Regions from separate parts of the Homo sapiens genome. Here regions 1, 2, 3 and 5 are each linked to region 4. A link is a contact called in ENCODE Hi-C or POLR2A ChIA-PET data. All regions are on one chromosome and are shown on one strand. The core of a region is the stretch at or near the end of the contact, and the rest is flanking DNA. Distances in the headings are between cores, read along the strand shown.

What was found. A loop is a pair of places that touch in the nucleus more often than their neighbours do. ChIA-PET counts read pairs that join two places held with the same protein, here RNA polymerase II (POLR2A). Pooled maps may share reads with other maps.
Region 1: a map of CD8-positive, alpha-beta T cell shows a loop between it and region 4 (7-fold over the local background). The contact joins the promoter of POLE4 here to the promoter of SFXN5 in region 4. A Hi-C loop is called at or near these places in 1 of 168 maps with a recorded cell type or tissue (CD8-positive, alpha-beta T cell), 1 of 37 single-sample maps with no recorded cell type and 9 of 50 pooled maps.
Region 2: a loop to region 4 is called in a map of naive thymus-derived CD4-positive, alpha-beta T cell, with 8 times the contacts of the local background. The contact joins the promoter of MOB1A here to the promoter of SFXN5 in region 4. A Hi-C loop is called at or near these places in 1 of 168 maps with a recorded cell type or tissue (naive thymus-derived CD4-positive, alpha-beta T cell), 2 of 37 single-sample maps with no recorded cell type and 7 of 50 pooled maps. POLR2A ChIA-PET finds 5 or more read pairs at or near these places in 1 of 52 experiments (GM12878).
Region 3: a map of CD8-positive, alpha-beta T cell shows a loop between it and region 4 (8-fold over the local background). The contact joins the promoter of MPHOSPH10 here to the promoter of SFXN5 in region 4. A Hi-C loop is called at or near these places in 2 of 168 maps with a recorded cell type or tissue (CD8-positive, alpha-beta T cell and naive thymus-derived CD4-positive, alpha-beta T cell), 1 of 37 single-sample maps with no recorded cell type and 10 of 50 pooled maps.
Region 5: a map of naive thymus-derived CD4-positive, alpha-beta T cell shows a loop between it and region 4 (16-fold over the local background). The contact joins the promoter of PAIP2B here to the promoter of SFXN5 in region 4. A Hi-C loop is called at or near these places in 1 of 168 maps with a recorded cell type or tissue (naive thymus-derived CD4-positive, alpha-beta T cell), 1 of 37 single-sample maps with no recorded cell type and 12 of 50 pooled maps. POLR2A ChIA-PET finds 5 or more read pairs at or near these places in 1 of 52 experiments (H1).

Annotation. Positions count from the first base shown.
Region 1 is chr2:74,957,154-74,960,444 of GRCh38, reverse strand. POLE4 (DNA polymerase epsilon 4, accessory subunit) reads right to left here and starts at 1,802. Exons shown (of 4, transcript NM_019896.4): 1 at 1,553-1,802; 2 at 1,020-1,104; 3 at 299-340. The coding sequence starts at 1,765. It overlaps LOC105374809 (a long non-coding RNA gene), which reads left to right and starts at 1,566. Exons shown (of 5, transcript NR_187884.1): 1 at 1,566-1,713. RefSeq lists silencers at 1,354-1,593, 1,664-1,923 and enhancers at 1,215-1,715, 1,716-2,216.
Region 2 is chr2:74,177,573-74,180,982 of GRCh38, reverse strand. MOB1A (MOB kinase activator 1A) reads left to right here and starts at 2,104. Exons shown (of 6, transcript NM_018221.5): 1 at 2,104-2,322. The coding sequence starts at 2,309. RefSeq lists a silencer at 2,343-2,532 and an enhancer at 2,396-3,079.
Region 3 is chr2:71,128,893-71,132,013 of GRCh38, reverse strand. It overlaps MPHOSPH10 (M-phase phosphoprotein 10), which reads right to left and starts at 1,380. Exons shown (of 11, transcript NM_005791.3): 1 at 1,260-1,380. The coding sequence starts at 1,348. It overlaps MCEE (methylmalonyl-CoA epimerase), which reads left to right and starts at 1,785. Exons shown (of 3, transcript NM_032601.4): 1 at 1,785-1,834. The coding sequence starts at 1,795. RefSeq lists enhancers at 1,183-1,232, 1,333-1,382, 1,704-2,562.
Region 4 is chr2:73,070,065-73,073,251 of GRCh38, reverse strand. It overlaps SFXN5 (sideroflexin 5), which reads left to right and starts at 1,540. Exons shown (of 14, transcript NM_144579.3): 1 at 1,540-1,648. The coding sequence starts at 1,547. RefSeq lists enhancers at 942-1,421, 1,622-1,671 and a silencer at 1,812-2,601.
Region 5 is chr2:71,225,825-71,229,026 of GRCh38, reverse strand. It overlaps PAIP2B (poly(A) binding protein interacting protein 2B), which reads left to right and starts at 1,924. Exons shown (of 4, transcript NM_020459.1): 1 at 1,924-2,099. RefSeq lists enhancers at 1,639-1,778, 1,994-2,494.

The DNA.
Region 1 (3,291 bases), core at 553-3,052, 1.9 Mb before region 4:
TTTAGGGATGGCGATCAAAGTAGGAATCGAACTTTCGAATTCATCTAACTCCACTGGGATCTTTATATTCCCTCCTATTTCTTTATGGTTAGCAATTTTCAGGTAGAAATTTTAATTCCCCAAGGGAGAAAACTGAACCTCACTAGGTTTAGCAAGTTACTTTTTTCTATCCTAATAGCAAGTGCGGAGAATTATCCCTACACAAACAAGAAGCAGGCATCCGTTTTATGAGATTTTGAATTTCACATCAACATGCAAAAGACAGGCGGAAATGATTGCCCACTGAGAGGGAACTCACCTTCCAGAAAAGCAAATTCATCCACAGCTTCTATTGCATTATCTGAAACACAAGGAAAAGAGACACCTGACTAACTTCAGCCATGCTGACCTCAGTCAGAAAACAGCACAATCTGCAGTGAAGGGCATGAGGCTTTGGGCAAATGAGGGCATTTATAAGATGCGTCCCTTGCTGCCTTGAGATCCATATCTACTCTACCAGCAACTCTTATATATATTAGCTGTCTCCCTAGAAGAGTTAAGAAAAGCATAGGCAAATACCATTCAACGCGGGGGTTGGGGGCCTCCTAAATTACCCCTAAATTATTTATTCGCTTTGCTCTTAAAGTTGTCAGAGAAGAACGTGGCAATAGACGCAGGGCGCATGAGAATACGGTATACGAAATCTTACCCAGGTGAGGGTTCCCAGCCAGACAAGAGTCAGAAATCAAATCCCCAGTTGCTAGGTGAAAAAGAAATATCTTTTTCTGGTGCAATTTGGCAGAAGGTATGAAGGGATCCAGTCCGCTACGGCAACCCCAGACACCTTCACACACTGCCCCGCCACCCCAAGCAGACAGCCTCTACAGGTAGGGCTTCCTGGCACTGTGGCCAACAGAAACCATCCTGGGGAGAGACGCTGTGGCACCTCTCAGATCAGAGTGACGTCTTCTCAACCTGCACAAGGGGAAACCAGCCCAGCCCTCCCTTGTCTGTCCCCAGACACTGCAGTGCCACTCTACCCAAGTCTCTCCTCTGAAGGGTTTTCCTTTTTCCCTGCTGAGCGCAACAGTAGGCATCTTTTGCAATGGTCTCCACAAACAGTTCCTGTGAAGTAAAAAAGCAAAGTTTTAGTAATGGGTTCTAACACACTGAGGAGGTGAGGGCTCCGGTTTGTGGGTGGGGGCAGAAAGGGAGAAGAAAGGCTCGGGGCAAGAAAATGTTCTGGAAGCTAAGATTGTCCTGGACTTCATGAAGATCCATTCCGCTACCCTCTTCCCAGTATTCTCCCTCATTCACTAAAGACTCCTACAAGTTCTGTACGAGGCCCTGGAGATACAAATTAAAGTCACTCACTATCCAGGTCCTCAACAAGAGGGAGGAGTGTTAACAAAACTCGCACAGGTCCCCGGCCCCTTTCCTCCGCCTTCCGGGTCCACGCCCACATCTCAAAACCCGGGCCACGCCGCCCTAAGCCCCGCCCGCGGGAGGCCCCGAGGCCCCGCCCCACACTCCACCTCCCCCACTCCCGCATGCCCTCGCGCTGCAGGCGCACCGCGGCTCGTGCCAGAATGAAGATGGCTTCCTGTCCCGCTAGCGTCACGTCGGGATCTGCCTTCACCAAGGCCTTCACTCGCGCCAGAGGCAACCTCGAGAGACGAGCCCCAGGCACACTCGTTGGGGCCTGGGGCTGCGAGGCCGCTGCCTCCCCAGCAGGTCCCTCCTCCTCTCGGGGCGTCCCGCTTCCTGCCGCCGCCGCCGCCGCCATCCCGGCCTTGAGCGTGCTGCGCGCGGCCGCCGACTGTGCGCGCGCATGCGGCGCAGGCCCTTTCCCGCGCGGGCTGGAGGCCACACCCTGTGTAGGCGCGCGGCTCCGCCCCTACGCGGCAGTGCGCTGCCAGGAAACCGGGTGGGCGGGGGTCGGGCTCCGGCTCTTCCCACGCGCCTAGCCACCCGTGGGCTGTCGTGCACTTGGTTGACGCTACCGGCGACCCTCTGGCCCCGACGGGCCTGTGGAGCCCAGGCACCTCCCATTGGTGCCTGTGCCTGGCTGGTGAGGGGAGAAATCTAGACCAGGCTCGCAAGAGAGTCTCCGTCAAAACAGAGTGTGCATATTCCAAGGCTAACGAGGGCACGTGTCCGAGGGAGGCCCGGCCCTGGAGGGCCCAGCATCGTGGAAGAGGGTGCCAAGGAGGCAGCGAAATCTGGACCAAATTCAAGGATAACCAGTTATAGATGCTCTTGAAGGAGGGGTAGGGCTTTTGGCAGGCAGAAATGAAGAAATTCAGCCCAGCCAGAGGAAACAAGAAAAAGTCATGGAGGCTAGAAAAGATGAAATTGTGGTGGTGAGGCATCCACGTTTGTTCAAAAAGAGGTTGCATCACAGCTTTGGTTCTCAAATTTGACCTCAAGATCCCTTTACGGTCTTAAAGATTGTTAAAGAGCCCAGGGAGCTTTTGTTTCTGTCAGTTATATCAATACTTACTATATTAGAATTAAAGTTTTAAAATATTGATTTAAAATTACTAATGCGTTACCAGCTAACAAACAACATTTTTATGACAAGTAATTTTTTTTAAATCTAGTAAGAAAAGTCTCTAATGTCTGATTTCATGTGAGAACTGGATTCTCTAGCTGCTTCTGTTGCTAACGTTAGCACTTCTCAGGTAGCTCTTAAAAAACTACTACATCTTGAGAGAATGTGAATGAAAAAGGCAACCTCATAGTAGTATTAAGAAAATAATTTTGGCCTCATGGACTCCTGAAAAGGGTCTCCAGAAAATTCCCACCCCCATGAATCCCCACACCACACTTGGAGGTCTGATAGCGTAGAGGAACAGTTAATATTTAAAATAGGTTTAATCTAAGTCAATCATAATAATAGTGAACACCTTTAAACATTTACTATGTGCATGATTCAAAGTGTTTTAGATTTATGTAAATCATAACTTCTGTAATTTTCACAATACCCTATTGAGGTAAATATTATAACCTTCTTTTTCAAACCTTATTTGAAAAAATTGAGGTGCAGAGTGGTTACTGAGTCGCATACACAGGGCAGAATGTGGTGAAGCCAAGATGAAGCTGAATTAAACACATCTGAAATCACTCAGTTCCAAAATTATGTAGTAAACTCTGACTGGTGTAGGAGTGGAAAGGTGTGAAACCTTTCTTTACCCATTTTAAGGGTCACAGCTGACACTCCTATAACACACACAAAAAGCCTAACAAGTCTAATCAAAGTTTTACATGACATGAGAGTCCAAAAATGCAGACCATGAGACCTAGAGGAAA
Region 2 (3,410 bases), core at 855-3,354, 1.1 Mb before region 4:
TAAAAAATTAAAATTATTAATTTATTTTTTTCAGGGGAGGAAAAAGAGTATGTAAATTTGCTTTACATAACTGACTGAAAAATATATTCAAGAAATAGTAAATATAATTTAATACAGTCTCATGTGCCCTAACATCATTAACTTAATGTGACAAGTGATATATGAATGAAATAAAATTACTGGAAACATGAACATTGTGCAGTCAGGTACAGGGCAAACTCCTTTACATTGAGCACCCTGCACCACCATTTGCTGAGCTATGACTGAAGTCTCCCACTATTTTCCTTTTGTTTTCTTCATTCCACCATGGTGGAATGAAGGCGTTGCTTGGCTGTCACTTGGCATTAATACCACACAAAAGCCTGTACATGAATGTTCACGACAGCATTATTAATAATAGACAAAAAGTGGAAACAACCCAAATGTTCCTCAACAGATGAATGGGTAAACAGAATGTGGTATATTCACATAATGGAATATTACTCATCCATAGAAAGAAATAAAGTTTTTTTCTTTTTTCTTTTTTTTTTTTTTGTTTTAGAGACAGGATCTGGCTCTGTCACCCAGGCTGGAGTGAAGTGGCGCCATCTTGGCTCACTGCAGCCTCCATCTCCTGGACTCAAGGAATCCTCCCGCCTCAGCCTCCCGAATAGCTGTGACCACTGGCACACACCATTACGCCTGGCTAATTTTTGTGTTTTTGTAGAGGCGGGGTTTCACCATGTTGCCCAGGCTGGTCTCGAACTCCTGAGCTCAAGTGATCCGCCAGCCTCAGACTCCCAAAGTGCTGGGATTACAGGCGTAAGCCACAACTGTGCCTGGCCAGTAATGAAGCTTTGATACATGCTACAATATGGGTGCGTTTTAAAACATTATGCTAAGTGAAAGAAGTCAGTCACAAAAGACCACATAATGTATGCTTCCATTCACAGTGTATATGAAATGTCCAGATTAGGTAAATCCATGGAAATAGAAAGTAGAGTAGTGGTTGCCAGGGGTTGGGAGGAGGGAGGTGGGTAATAAAGAGTAACTGCTAATAGGTATGGGGTTTCTTTTCGGGGTGATGAAAATGGCCTAAAATTATGGTTAGGCTGGGCGCGGTGGCTCACGCCTGTAATCCCAGCTTTGGGAGGCCGAGGCGGGTGGACCACTTGAGGTCAGGAGTTCAAGACCGAGACCAGCCTGGCCAACATGGCGAAACCCCGTCTTTACTAAAAAAAAAAAAAAAAAAAAATACAAAAATTAGACGGGTGTGGTGGCGCACGACTGTGATCCCAGCTACTCGGGAGGCTGAGGCATGAGAATCACTTGAATCTGGAAGGCAGAGGTTGCAACGGGCCGAGATTGCACCACTGCATTCCAGCCTGGGTTACAAAGTGAGACTCTGTCAAAAAAAAAAAAAAAATTAGTGCTGATGGTTGGCACACTTTGAAAACATAAACAAAGCCGGAGGCAGTGGCTCACACCTGTGATCCCAGCATTTTGGGAGGTCAAACCAGGAGGATCCCTTGAGCTCAGGAGTCCAAGACCAGCTTGGGCAACACAGTGAGACGCTCGTCTCTGCAAAAACTTTGAGAAAATTAGCCGGGCGTGGTGGCAGGCACCTGTGGTCTCAGCTACTCGGGAGGCTGAGGCGAGAGGATCACTTAAGCCCAGGAAGTCCAGGCTGCAGTGAACTGTGAACTCCAGTCTGGGCGACAGAGCGAGACACCTCAGAAAAAAAAAAAAAAAAGAAAGAAAAAACCGAAAAAGACCACTAGAGGGTACATGTTTAAAGGACAGATTTTATGCTATGTGAATATATTTCAAGTAAAAATTAAATTAACAATTTTAAAAATTGCAGGAGTACGCAGCGCTTATAGAGGTCCCTGCATAACCTAGGGAGCGGGATCGAAACCCAGCAGCACCAAGATACTCTAAGAGCAGGACCAGCCACTGCCCCTTCCGCAGGACCGCCATCCTCGCCACGCCTCCGGGGGAGGGAGGTCCTGGCTTGGAGAGCGATGATTGGCCGAGTTCTAGGACGAGGCGGAGCGAAAGGGGGCGCGACAAGTCCCTCCCGGCGCAGCGAAACCTTAGCTCGCGAGATTTTGTTGGTTCCGCATTTCGGGTCTGCGAGGTGGGGTAGGCGGGCAAGGCGGGCGCCGAGGTTTGCAAAGGCTCGCAGCGGCCAGAAACCCGGCTCCGAGCGGCGGCGGCCCGGCTTCCGCTGCCCGTGAGCTAAGGACGGTCCGCTCCCTCTAGCCAGCTCCGAATCCTGATCCAGGCGGGGGCCAGGGGCCCCTCGCCTCCCCTCTGAGGACCGAAGATGAGCTTCCTCTTGTGAGTGGGGTCGGGCCGCGGGCGCCGGGCCTGCGGGCCGAGGTTGTGGGGGAGGCCTCCCCGGACCTGAGGCGAGGGCTCGGCCTGGGGGCCGAGGCGGGGGCGGGGTAGCTGGCGTTTGTTTTGCCTCTGTTCGGGTCCGCGGGGGAGGCCGAGATGTTGGGAGAGGCCGACAGAGATGAAGGTCGAAGTAAAGGAAACGGAGCGTGAAGGCTGGGGAGTAGAAAGGCCCCGGGGCCGTCGCGCCTCCAAACTTTTCCGCCCGAGCGCCCCCGAGGGCGGGGAGACGATCTGGGGGCGGAGCCGCGAGCCCCCAGTTTCTCTTGTCTCGAGCTTCTAGAAACCGTCCTTGCCGACTTAACTCGTTGCTCGGTTATAGGTCCAGTTTCATTATTGTCGGTGTTAAATGCCGCCCCAGGAGAATGTGCGTTGCCGCAGTTTGAGAAGCTTGAAGTTAAGATGCTGGCCTTGGAGTCGGATCGTTCTGTCCAGTTCTGATTCTGCCCACTTACTGGCTTTGATTTTAACCAACTTCTCTTGTCCTCGGTAGAATCCTGTGTTTTTAATCATTATGTAATATACCATACAGCATTATTATATAGTACATTGCAGTATTATAAATAATTTGGAAAGTTAAAACAAATTCATAGTCCCATTGCAGAAACACAGTATTGCCATTTTAGTGCACTACAGCAATTAACTTGATAGGCATACCTTAGAATCTCATTTTAGAGATAATGCCTGAGCCCAACCAAACAAGGCTAAAATGAAAAAGCTTGTAAATTCCCTGATGATTCTTATGCACATTAAGGTTTGAGAAGCATTGCTCTGGCACAGTATTTTTTATTCTCAGGTGTCTCTCTCTACCTTGTATATTGCTTAAATGTGTGTTTTGTGATTGAATAATTATCCAATTTTAGTTATGGATGTAATCCACATGCTTGACATTTTTATTAAATACAATATAAAAACACTATATAGTTTTTTTTTTATTTTTTATAACCAGAGTTTACCCACTTTATTGTGAGAAACTGGGATTCCTTCCAGTATTTACTATTATAAAATAGCACTACTCAGAATATGTTTAT
Region 3 (3,121 bases), core at 131-2,630, 1.9 Mb after region 4:
AGAAGTGCCATTTACTGAGATAGGGAAGGCTTGGGTGGTGGTGTCAGGCCTCTGAGCTGAAGCTCAGCCATTGTAACCCCTGTGACCTGCACATATATGTCCAGATGGCCTGCAGGAGCCAAGAAGTCTGGGGCAGCCGAAAAACCACAAAAGAAATAAAACAGCCAGTTCCTGCCTTAATTGATTAATCAACATTACAACATTCCTCCATTGTGACTTGTCCCTGCCCTACCTTAACTGATCAATCGACCTTGTGACATTCTTCTTCTGGACAATAAGTCTTATGATCTCCCCACCATGTACCTTGTGACCCCGTCCTCCTCTGCTAATAGATAACCACCTTTTACTGTAATTTTCCATTACCTACCCAACTCCTATAAAGCAACCCCTTCCCCATCACCATTAGTTGACTCTCTTTTCGGACTCAGCCCACTTGCACCCAAGTGAATAAACAGCCTTGTGGCTCACACAAAGCCTGTTTTAGTGGTCTCTTCACACAGACGCGCTTGACAGGTGTAGCATGGGAAAAGGACTTCAGGGGATGGCAGAGTATAGGTGGGTAGAAACAACAATTCTATTAAACAGACACAACAGCTCTATTTTGGACGCAGTGAATTTGAGATGCTTGACAGTACCAAAATTTTAAAAATCGTTAAAAGTTGTACAGTGTGGATATCCCAGTTGTGTGCTACGGAATTCAAACTAAGCTCAGTCTGTAGTTGCTGTGAGCTGGGAACTCAGGGAAAGGTTGGGGTTTGAAACATAAATGAGTAATAATTTCATAGATCACATTTTAAATTCTTCAACAAAATACATATAAAACGCTTGTGTTGGGAAGAGACATGGAAGTTCTATTTCTGAAGAAGCTTAGTCATGGGGGGTGGACAGACAAGTGACAAGTTCGTACTTTCAATAAAGTATGCTAAGCGCTAAGTGCTTTGAGAGCACATAGGAGGAAGGAGAAACCAACAGTCTGTGTGTAGAGGGATGGGGGCGTAAGAAGCCCAAGGGAAGCTTCTAGGTGTTAACAATTGAGGTTAGAGTGATTTCAGTAACACTCAACTGAGAGATCCATCTATACAAATTTTAACAGTTTTTAAAATTTTGATAGCCTAGGAAAGCATAAACTCTGAAATTTGGGGAAAAGCGATTTTACGTTTCCCCTTACCTTCCCCCAGCTCCACAATTTGCCGGAGGCCTGCAACCCGCGTCCACGTGAGACCCCGGTCGCACCCCGAGCCCGGGATCTGCGCACTTACGTGAGGAAGCACTCGGGCCGACCCGTGGCTTTGCCGACTTCCGTCAGACACCGCTCCAGGGTCCGTCGACGCCAGACCTGCGGCGCCATGGCTGTCAGCAACTCCCGACACAATGCAGCATGCAAGGGAAGGGAGCCGCCCGGAAACCGCGCGGCAAAGATGCGCCCAGCGCAACTTGGATTTCAGAGCCGAAAGTTCCGCGGCGCACAGGTTCCGGACTCGCCCTCAGCCAGAGCCAATGGCAGCGCGAGCGCTTTCGCAGGAGGGTGGGAAACAAAAATCTCCATGGTCAGCCCAAACGCCTTTCAACTCTCTCCAAACTTCGTTTTGTATTTTTCAGGGGCCCACAAAGGGTGACCCGTCCTGGCCTTACGTTTCTGTTTTAGCTAAAGTAGGCCCGTTGTAGCAGGAAAGCAGCGACCTTCGCCACGCCCCTGACCTTTCTGTCCCCGCCCCCTCTGCCTCCCGCCCCGCCCTCTGCCGCGCGTCTCTCAACCTCCGTGGCTAGTCTTGACGTGGCGGGTTGCTTTCCAAAATGGCGCGGGTGCTGAAGGCTGCAGCCGCGAATGCCGTAGGTGAATACCGGGCACCGGCGACCTTCGCCATGGGACAGGGAGCGTGGGAACGGCGGTCGGGGGCGGAGGAGGCCTCGGCGTGGCCAAAGCACCTTGATCTAATGTCCTCCCCCGGGGGCGCGTTCCACAGCAGCTGCTGTCACTTAGGCAGAGGGTGCCTTCCAGAAGCGCCACCGCTTAGTAGCGGGGATTGCCTTGTGCATGAGTCCCATTTCCATCCGAGAGCTGTGCGCCTTGGGCTCTGCACCTTCCAGTATGTGGGCGGGAGAGTCGAGGGAACTTGCCCGGCAGGTCAGGCAGGGCAGGGACAGAAGTAAATAGAAGCGGATCGGTAAGTTATTTTACCGCGCACCAATAAAGAGACTGGGGAGAAACCAGAAAGGAGAGCACGTTCCGTAAAAACAACAACTACTAGTCGGCCGAACTCCAAGCGTGACCAGCTTTCTGTTGGGAACACTCAAAGGTCAGTGGTGTAAAGAATACAAAAGGAGTGGTTTTTCCACGTGCACTAATATATTTATCGCGTACACAGATAAAAGCATGTGGATTTGGAAACTTTCTTGAGTTCTCTCCCCCTTCATTTTTTTTAAAATATGTACATAGAATCAGTTATGACAGAAATAACTGTAATAATTGTCACGTTTTCTGACTCACTTTCTCCTCTTTTTATCCTTTTTTTTTTTCTCTTCCTCCTTTTATGAGAGGGCAAGTATTTCCCTTAATCTGAGATTCCCTATTAGGAAGAAGGTGCCAAGTGGTAATGCCCCAGAGTTACTCCGGGACATTCGTGATAAATCCTTCTAGCACCAGAGCCCACATTCTTAACCGTAAGGCATACCTTCCTCTTAGGTGATACACAAGATAGGAACGTAAAACTATAAATAAATGAATATTTGGGAAAAGGCATTTTTATGTCTATTTTTAGAACTGCACACTTTAATGATTGACAGTTTGGGAAAAAGTATGACTTCCAACAGGTCATATACATACTGCAAGAACTCAATACAGATAAAGGTGCATGTTTGTTTTGTACTTACATACACATCTTGGCATAAAGGAAAAATGAAGACAGTGTATTCCAAAGATTGCCTTTGATTTGTCCTATTAAGATACTTGAAGCTTAATGTCTCCACTTGTGTGTGTGTGTGTGTGGTTGAATATACATAAAGTAAAATTTACCTTTTTTTTTTTTTTTGAGACAGAGTCTCACTCTGTCGCCCAGGCTGGAGTGCAGTGGCGTTAGCTCACTGCAACCTCTGCCTCCCAGGTTCAAGCCATTCTTCCGCC
Region 4 (3,187 bases), core at 291-2,790:
CAGTGTTGCCCAGCAGCCTGAACTTAGTCTTTTCTGACTCCCAGGGTACCCACATTTATTGCGCACCTAAGATGGGCCCATTTATTGGTAATACAGAGGGTAAGAAATGGATTCCTATTCTCAAGTTGCATGGTCTAGCAGGGGAAGATAAGATACAAATCCAAGATACAAATAGTTCTTCATGGCTAGATAGAATCTCTAAGATAAGATACAAATCCAAGATACAAATTGTTCTTCGTGGCTAGCTAGAATCTCCCCCTAGCTTTATGAAAAGTGTTTCTTGTGGTTCAACTACTAGAGGATGAAAAACTTTGACTGCTACAGCTCATGTAGTGTCCAGAAACACTGGCAGACATGAGCCAACCCTGCACTCCACCACGAGACTAATGAGACCCAAAGTGGAGTTCCCTAGAAGACCAAATATTTCTACTGTCATCTTGGGCAAAACAGGCAGCTCCCGAAGTCTGGCTCACTGACCAGGTAATTCAGCTGGGAATCTTCAGCTAATCCATTCTACAACTGTATGTGTTTATTATCCATACTGATCCTTACTCCACAATCTGTAATACTCCCCCTTACCTAACACCCTCCCCACCCACCCTAGTCCCAAGTTCTCCTCCTGCCCAGGAATTAGGCCCAGGAGGGATCTTCCTTGGTTGGCCAGACAAGGTGAAAGCTGCCAGGGCTCTTAATCCCCCACTGATGAACTCACAGCCAACACTTATTTGAGTCTCTACTGTGAGCCCTTTTATGTCTGGCTCTGAAAACTGAAGTGAATCAAAAAGTCATAGCCCCTGCCCTGTGAACTTTACAGTAAGAAAGACTGTCCAGAACAGTAAGTAGTTGTGAGTGCAAAAGAGAAGTGCTGGGTGCCACGGAGCCTCTGTGGGATTTTGTGCAAGCAGAGTGATGGACTGGGAAATGCAATGTTTAGGCTAAAGCCAGAAAGCCAGCATCAGGCGAAGATTTAGTCTTCCGGGTACAGAATGTTCAGGGGTCGGGAGGCGGGCAGGCCCCAGCATGCTCCAGGAACTGAGTGTCAGGGCAGCCGGAGAGCACAGGACGAGTGGGCAGGGTGGCGACGGAGGAAAGTACGAGAAGGTCCGCAGTGCAACTCCTTGGAGAAAGCCTTCCGAGGTTAACCCTACTCCGCCTGGAGTCTTTGCCCATCTGGTCCCAGGTTCCCCCTTGAATGGGACCCTTCTGCGCTGCCTGGCCCCAGGAGCGACGCCCACGGCAGCAACTCTAACTTCTGGGGGCAACTAAGCAGCGAGGGGTGGCCCGTGGTCGTCGTACAGGAACACCTTTCCTGGACTGCCGACCTTGCACCTTGCAACGCGGACAGCGGGCACCGAGACCTCTCCGGACGGCCGCAACTCTCCGCAGTCTACGGTTGTAAGCGCCGCGACGCGAAAAACTACACTCCCCACAACGCCTTGCGCCTCCCGCTCGCTGCGGTTGATTAGGGCCAATCGGGAGAGGCAGCTGTGGCGGGGGCCGAGGAGGGACATTTTAAAAGGGCCGGAGATTGCGGGCGTCAGTGGCCATGGCGGATACAGCGACTACAGCATCGGCGGCGGCGGCTAGTGCCGCTAGCGCCTCGAGCGATGCACCTCCTTTCCAACTGGGCAAACCCCGCTTCCAGCAGGTGAGGACCGGGCTGTGGTCTGCGGGCCGGCGGGTGGCAAAGAGAGGACGAGCAAACTCCCCTCCAAAGTCCCCTTCCGCCCAAGGGTCTCCCACCCGCGGCCAGCGGAGCCTGCAGCTAGCGCCAGGGGGGGAACCTCGGTCACAGTCACCCTTTTCCCATTGGTCAACGGGGCGGGCGCGGACTCCCATCTTGGCTTCCTATTGGCCCTTGGCGCCGTCACTCCCCGACTGCCCGCGCCCTCTAGCCTTTCCCGCCCGCGGCGCCCTGTGATTGGCCACCGGCGGCTGCGGTCAAGGTCCCGAGCGCCCGGCTTCGAGCGGCTGCTCAGGGTCGCTCCGGGTTGTGCAGCTGCCCGCCCGGGACGCAAAGTTCTAGTCTGGCCCTGGATGGGAAGTTGGCGTGGCCGGGATGCCTTCTAACTTTTTCCCCCGGTGGGGACTGACGTTCCTTTCGAGCTGCTGGCGGTGCCGCCGGGCAGCGTCGCGCCCCGCGGTCACTCCCCAGCCCTGGCCCCCAAGCCGGGCTCGGCGCGCGCAGCAGGTTGAGGGGGCGAGTGCCGAGGCGAGCGGCGGTCCGGCGTCCCCCGTCCCTGCTCTCCATCTCGGGCTGAGGATTCGCTGACGCAGCAAGCCGGCCGATGCCCTGAGGGGACGCAGCCAGGGCGTGCGGGGGAAACGCTGTGTCATCCCCTGGGGCCGTCGTCCCTCCGAGGGGCTGCCGCCTGGGAACCCCCCCCCAGCCTCTTCCTCGCTGTGTTCTCCGCGGAGGGTCTCCCGCGCCCGGGCCCCCGCGCCGCCGGGGACTGGCTCTGGGCACACCCGCTCAGGCTCTTCGGGGCACGGCGACAGGGGTCCTTTCCCTCCGGGACCTCCTCTGGGGCGTCGCCGACTCGGCCCTAGACTGCGGAGGCGGGGGTGGAACGCGGAGCCCGGGCGCCTGGTTGGGCCCGGAGACCGGAGCCGGGGAGGGGCCGCTCCCGCGCCGCAGACCCTCGGGCTCCCGCGCCTCCCGCACCAATGAGACGGAATTTATTAGGAAACAGGCAGAGAGACCGCTGAAGTGAACCGGGGCTTGCCAGGGGTGGGCGGCAGCCGAGGCGGCCAGAAAAGAACTTTGAAGGAAGAAAGGAAATTGTGCTAAGGTCGGTGCGGTGGCTTTTTTTTTCTTTTTTTGTTGTTGTGGTGGAAGGGGACTGGTTCCAGCAAGGGGGTGCCCCGAGCTTTGCTGATAATTAGGGAACTTGGCTCCTGAGCCGTCTGAAAAAAATGTCCCCAGTGTTTCTTAACAGGACTTTAATTCCTTTTAAAAGTAGGCCATCTCAGCATGTAGGTATCCGAGGCGAGACTGGCATCTTCCTTCCAGTGTAGGAGGCCATCTAGGGCGAGAGTGTCGGGGTGTCCCTGCCTGGACTTGAGTGACCTTATTACATTGCCTGTCCCCGCTCCCACCCCCATTCTGCTCGTTCTTAAAGGCTCAGTCGGGCCTGCCTCTCTGGCAAACACTTGCTCCCTTCTTCTCTGGTCCCATCAGATCGCA
Region 5 (3,202 bases), core at 675-3,174, 1.8 Mb after region 4:
TCTGTTCAGTGCTGTTTCCTCAAACAGCTCTTAAACTAACCATCCTACTTAAAATAGCCATTTCCCCAACCATCCCATGACTCTGCTTTATTTTCCTTTGTAGCATTTATTCACAACATACCATTTTATTATTTATTGGTTACTTTTCTGTTGTCAGTCTCCTTCACTACAGTATAAACACCATGGGTGCATCTTCACTGTCTTATTCATATCATATACCCAGTTCCATGATCAGAGCCTAGAACATTCATAGTAGATGCTAAATAATACTTGTTGAATGAATTTATTTATTTACTTATATCATTTAATATGAAGTATGTATTAGTCCATTCTCACATTGCTATAAAGAACTACCTGAGACTGAGTAATTTATAAAGAAAAGAGGTTTAATTGACTCACCGTTCCTCAGGCTGTACAGGAGGCATGGCTGGTGAGGCCTCAGGAAACTTACAATCAGGGCAAAGGGGAAGCAAGCACGTTTTCACATGGTAGCAAGAGGGAGAGAGAGCTAAGGGGGAAGGACACACACTTTTTTTACCATCAGACCTTGTGAGAACTCACTCACTATCACGAGAACAGCAAGGGGGAAATCTGCCCCCATGATCCAATCGCCTCCCACCAAGTCCCTCCCCCAACATTGGGAATTATAATTCAAAATGAGATTTGGGTGGGGACACAGAGCCAAACCATATCAAAGTATACAGCTAATATTTATAATTGTTATTTGAGTTTATCTTTTTCATTTTTATATTTTTTCCATTCATTCTGCAATTCCCTAACTTTGTGTCATGTATACAGTCAGCTTGAGAGGTGGGGGGGAGAGAAAAATGTATAAAGTAAGAGCTCCACAAAGAAATCCCTACTTCCTGTGGAATACAATTCGAAGTCCTTTGCAAGCAGATTGGACATTCTAAATCCAAGGGAGGCAATAAAGTTTTATTTTAATTTGTATTTATTGATGTATTTTTTTTTGAGTCGCAACCTCACTCTATTGCCCAGATTGGAGTGCAGTGGTGCGATCTTGGCTCACTGCAACCTCTGCCTCCCGGGTTCAAGTGATTCTCCTGCCTCAGCCTCCCGAGTAGCTGGGACTACAGGAGCCCGCCACCACGCCCAGCTAATTTTTGCATTTTTAGTAGAGACGGGGTTTCACCATACTGGCGAGGCTGGTCTAGAACTCCTGACCTTGTGATCCGCCCGTCTCGGCCTCCCAGAGTGGTGGGATTACAGGCGTGAGCCACCGCGCCCGGCCAAGTTTTATTTTTTTAAAGCACTCAAGAAGTTAGGTTTGTTTCTAGAAACGTGGAAGCATCCGTCTGCTTCCTTCCAGCGTCCCTTTGCTTCCTTCCAGCCTCCCAAGGAGCCCAATTCCTTAATTTTCCCTACAGAGAATAGCACCAGGTCCAAAGCAGCCTGAATCAAAGCTCCTCCTTTGGTAATTGACAGCTGAGGGAAATCCTACTGAGGCCCACCCCCACCCTCCTCCTTGCTAGGCTGACAGGCAAAACTCGGTGGCAGTGGCTTCCAGCTCAGCCAATAGACGAAGCGGGAGCAAGAGCCTGTGTAAACAAACCCAGAGTGCGGCGCCTTGGTCTCCTCCCCCACGAGTGGGCCGGGCGCATCCTTGGCCCAATGCCTATCCCAGGCTAGCGTAGCGTCCTTTCAGCCAATCAGAGCCGGCATCTCCCTCAAGGAGGTGTTCCACCACAGGAAAAAAAAAATGAAGGAAGAGAAAAGACAGACATTAAAACCAATCAGAAGCTGAAACTTCTGAGGGAGTGGGCGGGCACTGCTTCACATTTAGACCAATAAAAACCACATATGCCATTCTAGGTGACCGAACGGCATCTTCTTTGGCCCAATAGACGAATGGGGCGGTGCCCGGCAACCAATGGCTTGGGTTCGGGGGCGGGGCGAGGAGGCAGTGTGCAGTAAGAGATAACCTGGCAAGTGGTAGTGGCGCTTCTCGGGTGCTGTGCTTCACGTTTTGGTACTAAAGGCCGAGACTGTTGTGGCGACGGCGACCTCTACGGCAACGGCTTAAGCTCTCGGAGGAGTGGCAGAGTACGATCTGAAGGAGGGGCTTCTGGTTAGCCCAGGTGGGCTCGGGTGCCCGGGCTGCTGGGGAAAGGACTCGAGGGAAACGCCGTTCTCCCGGCTCTGGGGGCGCCCTGCGCCTCCCTTTCTGCCGCCGTCGGGGCTGTGAAGGGCGGCACGCGCCTGCCCGAGCTCCTGTAGGGAGGGAAAGCGCGCGGGGTCCCACGTCGCGGCCATCGGCGAAAAGGGGCGTCCGCTGGGGTCAGCCCCTGCCCCTCGGGAGCAATAGGGGGTTTTCGTCCCTTTCCCCCCCGCACAGGTGCTCTGTTTCCCCCCGACTCCCACCCAAGTTCCTGACTCCCCTCAGCGTCCTCCTAACACTCGAACCGAATTCTTGGCCTGAGTCCCATTTCTACCCAGGTGCAACAATGCTAGGCAAATTGACCCGCGCGGCATCCCCCGCCCCTCTCCCCGGGCTGGAGCGGGAGGGATTGCGCGTCGTGCCCTTCCCCTATTCGCGGCCCCTGCGCGTCCTCTGCCTTTTTATACTTGCTCCATCTCCCCCTTGACTCCAGCCCTCATTCTTCATGCCTCATTTGCCTGGGAGACGTTCGCCACTTCTCTTGTGCCTTGCGGTCCGTGAGTGAGCCCATCACCCCCTACCAACCCCTAAATTCCATTCTCATCTCTCCAGAAAACTAACATTTTCCACTTGCCTCTTCCAGGCAGCTGGAAGGTGAACTGAGAGAGGCAGAATACGCAGAACAGGGAGTTTGGCAAGGTTGGGAACTTTAATGTTTTGTTCCTGGTAGACTGTTTTTGCCTTCAAATGGCATTTGACCATTATACCCGCTCTAGAATCTTTGTCCTAATGCAGTTCTTTTGGTGGTAATTGCTGAAAATGCAGTTGAAAAGGGCTAACTAGAAGCAAGGGATTTAAATTTTGTTACTATTATTTTCAGTAAATTGAATTGGATTATACTTTAAACAGCTTAACTGGGGTTTCTGGGAGTTTGTAGTGTAAGGGCCTGGCTACCCTACTTTGTCATAAAATATAGAACATACTTAGTTGTACAGCACAGTGTGATTCGATCACACCCAACCTATGAAGGGATAATAACAGCATTGAATCTGTCCAAAAACAACATTCCCTGTTCCCTTTTCA